Regions from separate parts of the Homo sapiens genome. Here region 1 is linked to region 2. The links are chromatin contacts, found by Hi-C or POLR2A ChIA-PET in ENCODE. All regions are on one chromosome and are shown on one strand. Each heading gives the region's core, a stretch centred on a gene start or an enhancer-like site at or near the end of the contact. The rest is flanking DNA. Distances are from core to core; before and after follow the strand shown.

The links. A loop is a pair of places that touch in the nucleus more often than their neighbours do. ChIA-PET counts read pairs that join two places held with the same protein, here RNA polymerase II (POLR2A). Pooled maps may share reads with other maps.
Region 1: a loop to region 2 is called in a map with no recorded cell type, with 2.1 times the contacts of the local background. The contact joins two enhancer-like sites. A Hi-C loop is called at or near these places in 1 of 168 maps with a recorded cell type or tissue (sciatic nerve), 1 of 37 single-sample maps with no recorded cell type and 2 of 50 pooled maps. POLR2A ChIA-PET finds 5 or more read pairs at or near these places in 2 of 52 experiments (PC-9 and activated T-cell).

The regions. Positions count from the first base shown.
Region 1 is chr15:39,553,224-39,555,923 of GRCh38, forward strand. No RefSeq gene overlaps it. Among named protein-coding and RNA genes, the nearest start is that of THBS1, 27 kb to the right of the region's middle. Within about 2 kb of position 1,333, at least 2 of the 41 ENCODE cell types and tissues checked have a DNase peak (open chromatin) inside an H3K27ac peak, as active enhancers do.
Region 2 is chr15:39,357,231-39,359,930 of GRCh38, forward strand. The region is part of intron 1 of LOC105370777 (a long non-coding RNA gene); the gene reads right to left. Among named protein-coding and RNA genes, the nearest start is that of LINC02915, 110 kb to the left of the region's middle. Within about 2 kb of position 1,326, at least 10 of the 41 ENCODE cell types and tissues checked have a DNase peak (open chromatin) inside an H3K27ac peak, as active enhancers do.

The sequences.
Region 1 (2,700 bases), core at 83-2,582, 200 kb after region 2:
TGAAAAGCAAAGTGCATTCTTAATTATTTCAAAGAGCTCTGGATTCTATATAATCTGTCCTGGAAATAATGAAGAGAAGAAAGACAAAACTTGGCTTTATTTACAGAGGTGACGTTACAGGGATTCACCATCTATTATTACCTGGCAATACCTTAGGGCTGGCCTCCACCACTGCTTTTTATGAAGAGTAAAGTACACGTGAAGTCTGTTGTTCAAGGCCCTGACCCACATCCAACCTGGACTCCCACCACTCTCTCTCAGGCATTCTGGGCTAAGCTGTAACTCAGCCGTGTCTTCCCTACACTAGCGACAGTCTTCTGCTTCATCCTGCCCTTCTCTCCACCTACCAAGCCCTCCTTTCATGTCTTCCCATCAACCTTCTCCATATAGCCAAGCCCCTGCTCAAATGGACCCTCTCCATCAGGGAGAGGTAACAGAAGCTAGAACCCAGGCTCAGGGTCCATAGACCAGGCCCCAGGGCCTACTGGGGCCAGTCAGTATGGTGGTCTCGATACCACAGACCTGGGACTCAGTCCATAATGTGGCTATCAACCAGGGTGCCCTTAGAATTAACTCAGGAGCTTTTAGAAACATATAAATGCTCATATCCCCACCCCAAACCTTCTAAATCAATATTCCATAGGGGATAAGAAAGGTATCTGGGTATCTGAATTTTTTAAAGACTCCACCCTGGATTCTAATGCACGGCCTCAGCTGAAAACCATGGCTCACAGATAGGAACTCCTCTATAAAAAGGAAACTAGATACTATGCCATGACTTCATAGACTCTACAAATAGAGCTGATGGAAAATAATACAAAAAACAGTAATTGGACAACCTGAACATTTACAAATCAAAGGGGCCAGGTGATAAGTAGTTTGGGGTGTTCAAAGATCTGAGTAAGAAACCAGTGAAAAGTTTCATTATTTCTCACAACTTACTGGGAAGCAGATGGGTGGAGGGGAGTGGAAACTGAAAATGTCTGGACATTTGTTCTGAAACTAACCAGCACCTGTAAATCTGTAATTAGCAAAGTAAGGATAGTTGTGGCTAAAAATATAGTTTGTAAATGTATCAAGGACAGTGGAATGTCTCAAGCAATAAGCAAAACGGCTTTCTTAAGGACAAAAAAATCCAAAACAACATGATATCTTGTTTTGGAAAGGGTAACCATATGAGAAGACAAAAGAAACACAGCAGCTGCTGTGTTTGGGGCTTGAGTTGCAGCATTTCATACAACAGCTCATGAAATTTTAATTGCTGACATTTAAAGGTTCAAATTGGCAGGGAGAGCAAGTCACATGGGTTGAACACTAACAAAAGATTACGAAGGAAAGGTGAGGCTCTGTGGCACATCTCCAGCAAGAAGAGGTGCTTAGCAGGGTGCCCTGGGGTCAGTGCTTGCTCACTCCAGATTGGATTCTGCATTCTAATTAACAATGTGGAAGAGAGAACAAAAGACCCCTGAAAGATACCAGAAGAAGACTTGCAAAGGGGGATGAGGGCAACCCCCAGAGAGAAGAGCAAAATGAGACAGGTGAGCCCACAAGGCTTAATCTATAGGAAAAAACAGCAGACAGCTGAGACTACTTACAAAAAGGCAAACTAGCTCATTGGAGGAAAATTCACTAGAACCCCTTATATTTTAGAAACAAAAGGACACAGACCACAAAAATGTCTCAACTATCAACATGGGTAAGAGTGTCCAGCACCCTGGAGAGGAGGTCAGGCTGTACAGGAGGCAGCCAACCCACCTTCAGATCAGGATCAGCAGAGGCATTGCCAAGACAAAGTACATTCAGAATACTAATTAATATCTATCAATGGTTTCTCTCTAGAAAAAAAAATGAAATGCCACAGGGAATGTCTATTAACCAAATAATCCACTTGAAGATCTTTTTGCCCAACTGCTGTCATAATTTGGTTTCTCTTTCTAATTTCAGGTTAAGTTCACACTACTGTCATAATTTGATCAGCATGTGCAAACAGCCAAAACCAGAAACACATCCATACCTCTACAGCAGCCTAATCTAAGAAGAAAAAGGAGAGGTTGGGTTGGTGGTCAAAGGGAGAAAGGAATTTTCATTCCCTGTATCTGCCCCTGGGCTAATAACAGCCACCATGAGCTGAGTGCCTGGTAAGAGTCAAGCCCTGTATGAGGCACATCATTCGTATTGCTCACTTTAACTGCAATGGCAGAGTTGTGAGGCAGTTATTAGACTTATGACTTGGAGAAACTGAGCAACTTCCATACACATCTAGCAAATGCAATTGTCTGGATTTGAACTTGTGTCCCTCGGACTTCTCAATCTATGCTCTTTCCCTGCATTGTTCAGTCAGCCCCTGTTCTCTTTAAGAGGGTTTTCTCCCCAGTTCCCCCAGCTCCCCACTGCCCTCTATTCTGCCTCTGTGCCTGAGAGGCCTTGAGAGCCTTGAGAGCATCACTGGACAGCCCTGGCATACAGACCCTTTCACTGGGGCCCGGCCAATAAGCAAGCTTTTCTTTTACACAGAAATGTTTGTGGCAGTCTCCACCAATCTCACTGTCCCACTAGCTCCCTGTGGAGTCAGGAAGGGCAAAGATCCCCTTCTTCTGGGTGTGATCCTACTCCTTGGAAATGCTTCACGTAGAATTCTATGGATTCCAACTGCTGGTGAGTCAATCTCTGCCCCCCCTGGATTAAGAATCAGGTAGAAGG
Region 2 (2,700 bases), core at 76-2,575:
TTAGATTCAAGTCCTGCTTGGCCATTTTCTAGCTCTGTGGCTTTAGAAAAGTAACTTTACATCTCTGTGCTTCAGTTTCTTTGTCTGAGAAAGGTTAATACCTCCCCAGCACAGACTTGTTTTAAAAATGTAACAGGATACCATAAGTGAAAGCAACTTTTGAAATGTAAAAGCTTTATCCTAATATCCTGATTATTGTATTGAGTCCAAATGAATATATTGTGTAGTTGGCATATATCCATTTTCTATTTGAGATGGGATAAGTTAGGAAGGCCAACATTTAAATAATTTTGAGGCTCTCCAGACCACACCATTCCATCAAGATGATACTCAGTGAAGCCGCACAAAATGGGTACCTGAGACTTCATAAGTAAGGTCTCAGGATCTCACTAGAAAAAGTCATTTCCCTGTAATCCTGTGCTACTGTATTACACAACCACAACAAACCTTACTTCTCTCCACGCCCCATTCCACTTGCTTAGAACAGGGGACAGCCCTTTGTATAATTTCTACATTTGTAGTACAGCTGACACATGGATGATCTTTATTTTAGGTTTATATTCGTACTTTGATGATGACCAGGCAATTTTTCTCTCACCTAGTCCAGTCTTCTAATTTTTAACTGAACTCTCAAGGGTAATCTGTTTTTATTCCTGTCTCTTGTTTTTTTGGCCTCCCTATCTCTCGGTTTCTCAGTCTCTGTTCCTTTTACTGTTTCTCTTTCTCTTATGCAAACACACACACACACCCTGATCCAATCCTTCAGTGTCTTAATTCAGGTCCTAAACCTTCCAGTGAGATTTCTGACTTAGCATCTGCTGAGCCACAATTCACATGTGACGCTCTGCACTTCTTCCCAGGTACGTTTCAGCTGCAGGCTCTGTATTATTTTGGTGTGTTATCTGTACACAGACACTCACGGCAAAAGAAATTACTCACTCGTGGAAAGAGATGCCAAACCCTTAATTCAAAAACACCAAATGAGTAATTCTCAAAGCATATTTTTCTCCTTCAACCAGGACATTTTAATTATCTTGAAGTAAACAAGAAGCCTCACAAGGGTTACTCAAATTGTTCTTTCAAAATTTTCCCTCCCCTATACCTAAGGATTTCCACCTGCCCTAAAGTTCTTCATGAAGCGAGCCTTTGTTTACCACCCATGTGATAAAAAGCCCATAAAAATGGGGAGGTAAACTTTGCATCCATTTCTAGTCCCAAATTGGCCTGAGGACTAAAGAGAGCCCAGAAATAAGCAATGACCCATCTCTTTGGCTAAGTGTGCACTGACTTGGCCCAAATGGTCAGGCTTCCTGCCTGTAGCTACATAGTTAGTTGTGATAAGGAGCAAAGAAAACCAAACAGCTTCAAGGACTAAAGCATACTTTCTACTGAATGATTTGTGCTGTTAGTGTTGCAGTCTGATAAGCAAAACACATTTCCCTTGCCAGTGGAGGCCTATTACCAGAGCAGAGGCACAGGGAGCTGAAAACATTTCACACACAGTAGCAAGGAGGAAAGACCTGTAGGTGGGTGGTTTCAAACACGCATCTAGCCTAACTCCGAACTACAGCTGCCAACAAAAGGCTTTTACCTCCCCTCAGTGAGTGATGATACAGTCGAGTCACCATAGAGCCACTGCTGCTAGGAAGTGGCTGAGTACTAGAAACCAGTCACAGACTGTTTACCAACCAGACAAGTAGAACTGAGAATATAATCTTTGTACCATACATAATTCTCTCTAATGAGCCAATGCCCTGAGGTTAAATAGAATTTACTCAACCCAATTAAACTGGCCAGGGTCAGGGGATCATTAGGAATTTGGGCCCTTCATATTTCAGCAATGAATCATAAATCATTTAAAGTTTCATTTATAAGGATGAAATTCTTCAATCAAAGGGTTAACATTTTTACTTGTAGAAACTTTCAGGTTACCTCTCAATATTTTTTTTACTCTTTATTTTTCTCTTCTCTGGGATTTAAAAAATATAATTTGGAGCTTTCTTCCAGATCTCTCAGCTGCTCTTTTCATTTTTAAACCTCTTTATCTGCTATCCCAGTCATTCCTTTAGTTTTATCTTCAGTTCATAATTTTCCCTTCCACTGTGTCAACCAGCGATGGGACAAGGGTAAGACAAGCAAGGTACTCAGAGTGTACAATGTAAGAAGTCACTCACTCTTGGGCATGCGCTAGTTCAGGGTTGGCAGCGACAGTGAGTGCCTTCTTACATTTTGCACCCTGGATACCTTCCTTGCCTCACCCTAGACTGGCCCAGATGTCTAGTCTACAGTTCACCTTATCACTTGCAATTTCTATTTCAATGACTACACTTTTCACTTCCAAGGTTTCTATATTTTAATCCCTATCTATTCTTAAGAATTCTTTGTTCCCCTTCCCTCTTTTACTTATTTGATGATTCAAGAATCCTTATTTTAACATTTAATATTGCACCATTATGTCTGGTTCTTCATGCATGGACTCCACAGATTCTTGGGTCTGTTGACTATCCTCATGCCAGAAAATATTCTTGTGTGCTTTGTAATTTTTCTTGAAAGCTTACCTTGTTTGGGAGGGAATTTGTTTGTTTTGTTTCTTTTTGGTAGACTCCTCTCCCTGTCAAGTAGCTTTTGGGTTGGTTGCCTTACTCTGGTAGTACTCCAGGTTTGTGTCCCCAAGCCAAGATGTAGTGTCTTATTCCCAGC